Regions from separate parts of the Mus musculus genome. Here regions 2 and 3 are each linked to region 1. The links are chromatin contacts, found by Hi-C or POLR2A ChIA-PET in ENCODE. All regions are on one chromosome and are shown on one strand. The core of a region is the stretch at or near the end of the contact, and the rest is flanking DNA. Distances in the headings are between cores, read along the strand shown. Region 1 holds the start of Cdc42bpb (CDC42 binding protein kinase beta). Region 2 overlaps Lbhd2 (LBH domain containing 2). Region 3 overlaps Cdc42bpb (CDC42 binding protein kinase beta).

Region 1 (3,699 bases), core at 889-3,388:
AGTAGGAACTAAGAGGATAATTTATTTGTAATCACAATTTCCAAGAGACAAAACACAATTTTAAAACTATGTCTACACGACAGCACGCAGCTTCTGTTTAGATTTGGAAAGGTCAAATATTACAAAATCTGCCCTCCCTCTCCTCAAGCAGAGCAGAGCGACGTATCTATCCCTCGCGCAGGGCACCCAGCTGAACCTGACTGCGGAACTGCCTCGATCGCAAGATCCAGTGCTAAGAATGGCAAACCCAATGTTGAGAAGTCTCAGATTGCAGCGTGCACTAAAGACCTCACTTTCAAAGCAACTCTGTGAAATCAGTTCACTATCCAACTGGAAATCGTGTCACTGCTAAGTCTCCGGAGAGCCAGTGCTCTCAAGGAAGGGCTCAGTCCTCTGTGTGACCAAGAGCAGAGAGAGGCCCCTCACAACAAAGCCCCCACACCTCCCCTAGCTGCTCTCAAGCAGCTGCAGCAACATCTCACGGAATAGCAACCAGGCAGAAGCCCTCTAAAACTGAGGGACAATGAAGTTCTACACACAGCTCTAGATTTCGGTTAGAGGAGGAGGCCTGCATGTGGAACACATTTGTTTCCTCCTGTAAATATCAACCTTATCTGTCCGGAAGATTAGAAATGACTGGTTCAAACTGCACAGTCTTAGCCCAATGACGAAAGCAACCAAGGACAAGATTTACAGAGCTGGACCTGAACCTAAATCACACTTCCTCCTCCTTAGTCCTTGTGAGGGAACTGAGGGTCTTAAGGGGAAATTACTGTCCGGGTTGGTTGAAACCTTACACTGTAGCCTGTCTTGAGAACTGTCAATGAATGACTTAATCAAGCATTCGTCCTAATAAAGCACAATAGATCATCCGATCTATGATTACTGCATTAGATCCCTAGATGAACCGAATACCCAAGATCAGATGTATAAGTTTTTAAGTGACAGTTCTAGCTGTCACACACACCCCGAAATATCACCAGTCTGACACGGTTACAATTAGGGAGTCGGGGGTTGGGGGTGTTGGGGGAGGGTTCTTGTATTTTATATAAAACCTTTAACAGTTAAAAACTGCTCGGACGTGCTAAAAGAAAGGGATATTCAAGCCGTGGACATCAAGGGGAGGTGGACAGGCTGTCACCTGGGTGGAGTCCTAGGGGCTGGGCTGTGGAACGAAGCCTTCGGAAGGCCCACCGAGCAGGGGCGGGTGGTGAGGAGGTGCAAAAGGCACAGAGGCTGCCCTCCCACCCGGTAGAGTCTAGGGCTAGGAGGGGTAGCTCCAGGCTCGACTCTGGACCCCAAAGGCTAGTCCGGGGCGGGGGCAGGGCGGATATCCCAGGGAGCGCTGCAGGAAATGATATCCAGACTGGGAGGGTGGGTCTAGGAAGCGGCCAGGGCGATGGCCGGGAGTGGGGGGAGTGCAAACGGAGGATGTGGCTCCGGAGCGCAGAACCAGGGAGGCCCGGCGCGGGTGCGAGCAGTGAGAGGCGCAGGGGGGCGAGCGGCACCTTACTCACCCCACTCGAGGAACTCCGCCACATACTTGTCGCGGCGCAGCGCCGAGTGGCTGCACTCGGTGTAAAGGCACACCAGCACGTCCAGCAGCGTCTCCACGCTCAGGGCGCTATCGTTGCGCCACGGCCCGTCCAGGAGCAGCTGCTCCAGCTTCTTGAGCCGCACCTTGGCCGACATGGTGCCGCGCGGCCCGCTCCCCACGCGCCGGCCTCTCTCCGTCCGTGCGCCCCGGCGTCAGAGCCAGCACTCCCCGGCCCGGCGGCCGCGCACCCCGGCGTCCAGTAGCCGCACAGTCCTTGTCGTCGCAGCCCGGCCTAGGCCGACATCTTGGGCTCCGTCCCGGCGGCACCGAGTCTGGGGCACCGGGCCCCGCGGGTCCATGGGCCGGTCTCCTCCCCTAGGCGCCGCCCGCACGCCGTCCCCGCCCTCGGCGCCTGGCCGCGCCCTCGCGCGCGCCGTCACCGACCCGGACCGCGGCGGAGCCCAGCACCGCGTACACCCGGCCGGCGCCCGAGCCCCGACCTCAGCCCGGCCAGCCGCCCAGCCCGCGACCTGCAAGCCAACCAGGGCGCGGCCAGCGCGGCGCAGCCAACCACCGCGGGGCCGATCGCCGCCGCGCTGACCTCAGCGCGACGCCCCGCCCTCGGCCCGCGGCGATCCTCCGCTCTTTGGGCCTCGCGGTTCGCCGTAGGGACGGTGTGGGGCGGGGTACCCAGTGCGAAACCGAGATTGCGGGTGGCGCACGCGCACAGGAGCGCGGGCGGGGCGCCCAGCCGCGCTGTGTGCGCCCTGGGTCCCATAGTTCGGCTCTGTTCCCGATCCTCGGGACCGACCCTCGTGGCCTAGCGAGGCAGCTGTCCGGCGCGACCCCCGGGTCATTACTGCTGGGTTTCGGTTGAGCTCGTCTGAGCTGTGAACCGACAGTGCTCTGGGTCCCAGTGCGCACGGGAGACGCGGGCGGGGCACCTGCCGGGAGGCTCCGGGGTCCGCTGGACGCGCGCTCCCCACTGGGCACGCGCCGCTGGGGATGCGCAGTGCCCTGTCTCATCGGTTCAGAGTCTACCCCGTGACTGATTATTAGGGTGTCGACCTGGTGGGGAGTAGACTGTTGTCTCCAGGCGAGTCGCCGCTTTCACTCAGTTGGACGGCTCAGAAGGTTGATGTAAAACATCCCTTATGACATCCCCAACCTCCGCAGAGGAGGAGCCCTTTGTGGACCCCAAGGTTGCTTCAAAAGAATGGGGGCTTGTGGTGCAGCAGAGGCGGGGCAGGTGGGGTTTGGAAGCCGGAAGCTGAGAGGAGCCTGAGGCAAAGCGCAGGGTGGAAAGCCGAATGGCGACTCCAGCAGGAAGCGACTGAAGAGTCCCTGCCTGCTGGGAATGATGTATGACTTGGTTGGGGTTACGAAGCACACACATAAGCCTCCAAACTGCCCTCAAAATTCACGCGCGTCAGTATGTGTGTGTATCTAACTTAGTTTTTAAGACGCAGGCAAAATAGCCCGGTATTGTAGGTTGGATAGAGCGAACCCTTGTCAGATCTTTATTATTGTGAAGGAATCTATACACATATAAAGTATATTCACGAGTTACTGCATGTGTGTGATGCCCAGTTGTTTAAACTTAAAAATTAAAGCCCAAGAGAATCATCCTACCCAAAACTAAAGTCTGAGCAGCCAACTGCATTTTTTTTTCCTTGACAGCCCTCTTGCTTTTTCTTTGTCCCGTAAGCTTGCCCACGAGAGTGTCTTCTTTGGCTGGCCCTGTCACACTTCCAGCCACTCCCAACGGACAACTCTGAGTCCCTTCTCTGATTGCATGCTGCTGGACTATTTAATCCCTCCAAATTAGGACTTTGCCCTTGCACCCCGGTACCAGTCTGAGGTGCCCAACCCAACTGCCTTCAGTGCGTCTGCTCATCCCAGATCTGTTTCCGCACTGCCTTTTAGGACGCCGTCCACCCCTGGGACAGATCAGACCCAGGTGTACTCTGTAAGCTTCCTTTGAACTTGAAACAGTGAGTATACTTGCGTGGTGGCACATGCCTTTAATCTCAGCACTCGGGAGGCAGAGGCAGGCGGATCTCTGAGTTCGAGGCCAGCCTGGTTTACAAAGTGAGTTCCAGGACAGCCAAGGCTATACAGAGAAAACCCTGTCTCTGAGAAAGAAAGAAAGAAAGAAAGAA
Region 2 (3,782 bases), core at 507-3,006, 36 kb after region 1:
GATGATGTCATCCAGGGTGCCAGCTCCGGGCACCAGGCATTCCCTGCTCCAGTAACAGATGCGGGTGTGGCAGGCTCTACTCTCTGACCACCAAGAGGACCTCCATCCCAGGATGACAGGCTGATTCACAGAAAAGGCTGGGCCCACACAGGAGGCCCAGCTCGCCAAGCTTCCTGTCTGGCTGGGTGTGGCCAGGACCCCAGCCCCTGCCTTTGCGCTCCATGGTCTAGATCTGGAACATACCCCTCTTTGTTCAGTGGCTTGAAGCAGAAATAAAGGCATCCTTCCTGGTGGCTACGGGCACCTTCGTGGGTACTTGAGCTGCTGGGCACAAGTTTGCTTCTGCTAGTGGTATTCTAGTCTCTCTGAGGCTGGGCAAGTCAGAAGGTTGGATGGTAAGCACTTGGTGCTTGGCACTCAGCCCGGGGTGGGGAATGCCAGGCTGAGCAGAGCCAGAAGGCTGTTCACACTGTCTCTGCCTAGGGACCCTCTCTCTACTCTTCCTTGCCTAGACTGCCTATGGCCATTCTTCCAGGTGGCCTCCTACCTCTGTTAGAGATCCCTTGGAGGTCAGGCACCCCTTGTACCCTGCATCCTGGGTACATTAGGGCATCAGGGGTGGTCTTCTTCCAGCCCAGATTATATTAATTCCCTGAAAAAGTCCCATTTTACAGATGGAAAAATTTAGGTTCAAAATGAGGTGCCCTGGACCGGTTTTGCCCAAAGCTATGGAGGGACCCTCAAGCTGGCCACAGCACCCATATGTGACCTTGGGTGGGCAAGCACCTCCTCTTACCTTGAATGATGGTCTTGTCTCTTCACAACCAAGAGGGGAGCTATGGTACCTCATCAGGGCTGACTTGGGGAGTAGAAAGCTGACCATGCCTAGGGCTCCCTCTTAAGATGTACTGCCCTCCCTTGGCCAAGCCTGAGGAAGTTCAGGGCCTAGCCACTAGGAAGTTTCCATAATGTTAGCTCAACAAAGCCCTCAGGCCGAGGCCCCACCATGGGTGAGCTGGTTGGGCTGTGGGAGACACAGGCCTTCTGTTCTCTCCTGGCCTCCTTGCTAACCTCCAGGATGAATAAAGCAATTTCTCCAGCCCTCCTCCCTTCTAAATATAGCCTGGCCCCCAAACGCCAGAGGTGGGAGGGGAGGTGCGGAAGTTTGCCTGGAAGTCTGCTTTAAATTTAAAACCGTGGGTGCTCTGGGTCCAGGCTGTCAACGTGGGCCCTGCCAGGGTTCACGGGTTAGAAGTGTTGTTGTCCTAGAACCTCCCTGTCCCCAGCCCTCCTTGTGGGTTTTGAGAAAGGTCAGTGAGACTAGGAAATGGGGAGGGAGTGTGGGGATCCTCAGGGGGCTGACCTTTGGCAGGAAGTGCTGTCCACTCCGAGAGGCAGAGCAGACCGGGACGAGGAGCGATGTTGCACCACCTCTCTCCCGGGCAGGATTATGCCCAATTAAACAGGGTCCCACAGAAGGCAAGTCCAGGGCCCTTGGAGAGGGGCGGGGGTGTCTCCTGGGACCCAAGCCCAGGCTTTCTCCGTGGTTTACCAGGGTAGCCCCAGTGTAGTGATAACCCATTCCGGAGGTCCGAGAGCTAGAGGGGGCGTAGAGGGTCGGACCTCTGCCCACTTCTCCCTAAGCAGTGGGAGAGAGCCCGGGTGAGGCCAGAGCGGACGCCACACCCACTCAGCAGTCCAGCCTAGCCCAGCCTCTCCTTAGCACACAGGAGACCTGAAATCTGCCTGCGGCTCCCCCTAGCGTCCGCCGGGGTCAGTGCTTAAAAACAGCAGACGCCACCGTCTGGTGCGTTTAGGTCCACCAGCAGGCTGCAAATTGGCCTCAGAGAGAGTAGGGCACAATCCACACACACCTCGGGCCCCACAACCCCGCTCCCGCCAGACCCCCGCAGCCGCCAGGGACACAGGGTAAACTCCGCCTCCCCAGTCTTAGAATGGATTCCAATCTGGGCCCCTTAGCATTCTGGGCAAAATTGACCCCTAGACAGGTAAACATCTGTGGAGGGTCCTTCTGCTCTTGCCTACCTAGAAGCCAGGTCCTCAGGTGAGGTGAACTCACATCATCCCAGTAACAATCCTGTTTACTTAAGAGTAAATAAGGCTTAGAGACAAAGATGCCTCTCCCAAGGTCGTGGGGAGCTGGGGTTGACGTTCTCGGTGTCTATGGTGTTCTAGCTATGCCTCTCCTCTTAGCTGGCCCCTGCACGGCCCTCAGCTGATCTCAATTTGACTGCCCTGGCGCCTGGGCTTCTCTTAGACTATGCTGGGACTTTTCCGCTGGGATTTTACTGAAAAAGCCAGGGGAAGGCAACATGGAAAAATCGAACAAGTTGCTGGCTGGGTGTAATGGCACTTACTGCAACCCCAACACTTGGGAGATGAAAGCAGGAATGGAATTCAAGGTCATCCTCAAGTATGTAGCAAGTTCAAGGCCAGCCGACTTGGAGTTGAAGAGTTGGCTCAGCAGTTAAGAGCACCATCCGCTCTTCCAGAGGACTAAGCCTGGGTCCCAGCACTCTCATGGTGACCAGAGGACATGACACTCGGAAAGCACAGACATACATGTAGGCAAATCACCCATGCACATAAAAAAATAGATTAAGGCTGGAGAGGTGGCCCAGTGGTTAAGAGCACCTGCTGCTCTTGCAGAGGACCTGGGTTCGGTTCCCACCTGATGATTCACAACCATCCCTAACTCCGGTCCCAGGGAATCTGTCCCCCTCTGACCCCTGCAGGCACCATACATGTATATGGTGCACACGCATATTTGCAGGCAAAACACATAAAATAAAATAAACACATTTAATAAATTAAATATATATTTAGTGTTATTTTATTATATTATATATTATTATATATAATTTTAAATTATATATTACACACATATATATAATTTAAAATTCTACTTTGATGAAAAGAATGTTTAAGAACACAAAAATACCAACCAGCAACAAAATCAAAGAAGAACATATCACAGCCTCATGGGCATGCTCAGTCCGGGGTTTGGTGAGACTTTGGGAGAGGCCTAGAACAATCCTCCTGGTCCTGGGTATTAGATTTCTGAGGCAGCATAGACACAGCAGTCAGAAAGAGATCAAAGTCTTCCTGCTTGGACTTATGAGGCTAGACTTCAAGCAATTTGAACTTGGAGATCCCAGGACTTACATTTGAGTTGGAGACAGTCTTGGTATCTCCAGTCGACTGTGTGGTGGTGGGTAGGTCCCTGAGCCCAGGGCAGCCTCCTTAAAGGGAGCCAATAGGCAGGTCAGGCTGAGCCGAGGGGAAAGGTCCAGCCGGGTACCTCTTGGGCTTGGATTGGTAGTTCCACCTAGGGAGCTATAATTACTGAAAAGTAATTAACTGGAGGGCATCCTGGAGGTGGTTCTGATGGCTTCTGTCTGACTTGGCCTGTCTCCAAATAGCATGGGGTGATGTAATATGCCTTGTATCATCAAATCCATTATTTATATGTTGAACCCTTAGCTCCAGAACCTGAGAACATGACCTTATATGGAGATAGGGTCTTTAAAAAGACAATCAGTTAAAGTCAGGTCAACTGGGAGGCTGGGTATATAGTTAAGCTGTTATGTTGTCTCCCAGAAGAGGATGCAGAGACACAGCACTGCGCTGTCACCTTCGCCAGCCTTAAGACCCTCTTCGTCTTTTACAGACCCAATTTATGCTAAATGGAGACTTATGTCTTTAGTGAAGAAAAGAATTTTAGGACTAGCCAGTCTGAAGTAGAGTTGGAGATTTTTATT
Region 3 (3,651 bases), core at 418-2,917, 46 kb before region 1:
ACAGGGATCCCACCACAAACGCAGCAGAAGAGCAATTCTTACGGAGAAACGGAAGCACAAGGCAGGAGAGAACTAGCACAACCCATAACCTGAAATGAATCCGCCCACACAGTCGGGGCTGGGACAAGAAACAGGTCAGAGGCAGCGAGCTCAGAGGTGAGGCTAGAGGATCACAAGTTCAAGGCCGGCCTGGGCTACACTGTCAGACTAGAAAGAAAGGAGGGAAGGGGAAAGAAAGGTGGCAGAGACATGACGTAACGAAGGGACAGCTGGGGAACCAAAATGCCACAGCAGAAAAACTGAGCAAGAAACGGATTTGCTCAGAGGAAGAAATACAAGAGAAAAGTAAACTGTAACCCGAAGGAGTACTAACTTACAAGACGCTTAAGGGAAAGTGCATTTAAATCCAAGCCTAGGGAGGCACTGAAGAAGGAAGGTGGAGATGACAGAGAGGCTGGCGGAGGAGGGAAGAGCAGGCGAAAGAGCTGAAGAGAGAGGTGAGCCAGGGGAAAGAGGTGAGCAGACAGAAAAGCACTTAGTAAAACATGACTCCCTTCTGAAACAGAGCATTCTGGGTAAAGAAGACCGGCATCTGGTGAGACACCAGAGACTCAAAAACAAGCAATGTCCTGTTTCTTCAGACCCAGGGAAGACGACACTAAAACTCATGTGGAAAAATGAACTGACTAGAATAGCAAGAAAAGTCTCAAGAAAAAGTGGTGTGGGGGCTGGCGAGATGGCTCAGTGGGTAAGAGTACTGACTGCTCTTCCGAGATCTGACGCCCTCTTCTGGTGTGTCTGAAGTCAGCTACAGTGTACTTATTTATAATAAAAAACCAAATCTTTGGGCAGGAGCAAGCAGGGACTGAGCAAGCAGAGCTGACTGGAGTGAGCAGAGGTCCTAAAAATTTCAATTCCCAACAACCACATGAAGGCTCATAACCATCTGTACAGCTACAGTGTACTCACATACATAAAATCAATAAATCATTATAAAAACAAACAAACAAAAAAGATTGTTTAAAAGAAAAAGGAAAAAGAAAAAGCGGTGTGAGCAGATGTGACCCTCCAGTGGCGTCCAATGGCACCAGTGTCGGGAGCGCAGGGGAGGAGGGCAGCGCAGTCAGTCGGACAGAACATCCAGAAGCTCCACGAGGAACAGACCGCCCACGTGCGCGTGCCTGTTGATCCCAGCACAGACAGACAACGGACGGCAAGGGAGGACCGTGATCAAGGTCTTCCTGGGCTGAAGAGACAGATCTTGCATCTTTTAAAAAGAGAGGGAAGGGCTGGAAGGCTGGCTCGGTGGCTAACAACATGTAGTCAGGAGGACCGTAACTGCCTGCAAACCCAAGGGAATCCAGCACCTCTGGCCACGGTGGAGCACCTGAATTGACATGCACAAATCAACATACATGCACAGAATTAAAAATAACAAAAACAAATGCTAAAAAAAGAGATGAAGAAGAGAAAACTCCAGAGTGGCAGATAAAAGACAAATATTTCTTTGTAAGGAATAAGGCAGAAGCCCTAGTGAAGTGAGAACATATAACTCAGAAGCAGACACACAAGGATATAAAAAGGTTCAGCCTCACAAGAAAAAAGGAAAAGGAAAACTACAACTGTATGCCACCTCCTCGCCGTCGGTGGCAAGGGCTCAGCATGCGCAGTTGGCACGGATACAGAGGAAAGAGCATCTCACACACTGTGGACTGTAAAGCAAACAGGGATCAGCAACCTGTAAAAAGACGGCTCGTCGCGGGTATGTCTTCTGACCCAGAAATGCTGGTTCTGGAATTACTCTGCAGACACACTGACATTCACATGGAGATACAGCTACTCAGGGCCATACTGTGTGCAGCTGAGACACACCAGATGCACCTAATGCCCAGACCTAGGGCGTCTGCATACAGCAGAGCAGTAGACAGGTGTAACAGGGGCTGGAGGCATGGCACAGCAGTTGAGAGCACTCGCCAACCTCCCAGAGGGCTCACAGACCTCAAGGAACGCACACTGGAAATCAGCAGACGATCAGAGAGAAGCGGAGAACTTTCTGTGGCAGAAGATGGCTCCGAGGGCCTGGAAGTAGGTCACCCATGGCGGCCGCGAAGCCTGCCGGGGTAGAGCCTGTCAGGGGCCACTCGAGAGGAAGAGATGCACATGGGTTCAAAGTGCCTTTTCAGGGCACAAGAAGTGCAGGACAAGTCGTCGCGGGGCAACCTGGTTCACCGCTGTCACAGAACTGATGGGCAGTGTCTGCCGAGCGTGAACTGAATGCTTTACTCCAGGACCAGAGGACCAGCCGTGCCTGTTCTACTGCAAAGCACCACGTTCGTAAAAACACAGGGAGGATGAGGAAGGGTTCCGGATTTAAAAGGTGGAGAAGGTGGGGCTTGAGCGTGATTGGATCTGCCTCTCACCGGAGGACTGTGGTGGCCTGAAGGATACACACAGTCTTAGGCACTGGGACGTGGGCCACAGCTGGTGCTGTGGGGGGGCGAGGGAGTCTGTCACTACAGGTGGCTGTCACAGGCTGAAACCAAGCCACTTCCAGCTCCCGCTTCTCTTTTTGCTTCATACTCTCAATTCAACGTGTGAGCTTTTGGCTTCAGGGTCCTTGGCCCCAACCCTGCCACCGCAGACTCTTCTCCATCCGGGACTGTAAGCCAAAAGGAACTCTCTTCCTTAAGTTGCCTTTGGCCATGGCGTTTTACCACAGTGACAGAAGAGTCACACTACGTAAGGACCAAGGGCCAATGCGAGCACAGACAGAAGTAAGACCAAGAATGAGTTTCCCTGCCTGGGCACAGTGGCACACACCCTGAATCCCACATCTCCAGAGGCAGCCAGAGCTCTGGGAGTTTGAGGCCAGCCTGGTCTACATAGCAAGCCCAGGGCAGCCAGAGCTACATTATAGAGACTCTGTCTCAAAAACCAAAACCCAAAATAAACCAAGAGGTCTCCTGAGGCCAAGCACACTCTGTGAAGAGAACGCACCGAATCCTCAGACATCCAACACACACACCAATGCAGCTCTAGAAAGATGCTGTGCACATGTGTGTGCGCACGGGAGAGGGAGACACTGGGCAGGATGTCAGCAGCGCGTGGATCTGGGCAAATGCTTTTCTACTTTCTGGCAATCGTTACACGAGCTGGAAATTAGTTTAGACGTTGTTTTGGAAGGAAATGTTAGAGCTGGGATGTAGCCCAGCAGAGCGCTTGCTGGATAAGTGAGACCCTAAACTCAGTCTCTAGGACTCCAACATTAAAAGGGAGAAAGAAAACACACACTATAGACAGGCCAGGAGTGGCACTGCATGCTTGGACGCTCAGCATTAGCGAGGCTGTAGCAAAAGAACCCCGCTGCAGGCCATCTGGCCGTCAAGACCTCACCTCAAGCCCCAACAGTGTATGTATAGTACGGCTCAGGATATGTAATAAAAACCAGGCAAACCTAATTTATATCTCCAAGGCTGTAATGTAGCAGTCATTTGCCACATACAGCTACTGAAATTAACTAATTAAGAACCCAGGAGCCAGTGAGATGGTTCCCTGGGTAAAGGTCACAGACGTCACCAGAGGACCTAAGTTTGATTCCTGAGACCCTCATGGTTGAGAAATAACTCCCGCAATTTGCTAACTTCCATATGC

The links. A loop is a pair of places that touch in the nucleus more often than their neighbours do. ChIA-PET counts read pairs that join two places held with the same protein, here RNA polymerase II (POLR2A).
Region 2: a map of heart shows a loop between it and region 1 (3-fold over the local background). The contact joins the enhancer-like site here to the promoter of Cdc42bpb in region 1. A Hi-C loop is called at or near these places in 1 of 37 maps with a recorded cell type or tissue (heart). POLR2A ChIA-PET finds 5 or more read pairs at or near these places in 2 of 5 experiments (Patski and embryonic stem cell).
Region 3: a map of left cerebral cortex shows a loop between it and region 1 (4-fold over the local background). The contact joins the enhancer-like site here to the promoter of Cdc42bpb in region 1. A Hi-C loop is called at or near these places in 8 of 37 maps with a recorded cell type or tissue (adrenal gland, heart and left cerebral cortex). POLR2A ChIA-PET finds 5 or more read pairs at or near these places in 2 of 5 experiments (Patski and embryonic stem cell).

The regions. Positions count from the first base shown.
Region 1 is chr12:111,375,580-111,379,278 of GRCm38, forward strand. Cdc42bpb (CDC42 binding protein kinase beta) reads right to left here and starts at 2,139. Exons shown (of 37, transcript NM_183016.2): 1 at 1,518-2,139. The coding sequence starts at 1,692.
Region 2 is chr12:111,411,759-111,415,540 of GRCm38, forward strand. It overlaps Lbhd2 (LBH domain containing 2), which reads left to right. Exons shown (of 4, transcript NM_001101503.2): 4 at 1-334. The coding sequence ends at 87. Among named protein-coding and RNA genes, the nearest start is that of Exoc3l4, 3.8 kb to the right of the region's middle. Within about 2 kb of position 1,757, at least 2 of the 3 ENCODE cell types and tissues checked have a DNase peak (open chromatin) inside an H3K27ac peak, as active enhancers do; they include heart, where a contact is called at or near this core.
Region 3 is chr12:111,330,110-111,333,760 of GRCm38, forward strand. The region is part of intron 5 of Cdc42bpb (CDC42 binding protein kinase beta); the gene reads right to left. Among named protein-coding and RNA genes, the nearest start is that of Cdc42bpb, 46 kb to the right of the region's middle. Within about 2 kb of position 1,668, at least 1 of the 3 ENCODE cell types and tissues checked has a DNase peak (open chromatin) inside an H3K27ac peak, as active enhancers do; it is left cerebral cortex, where a contact is called at or near this core.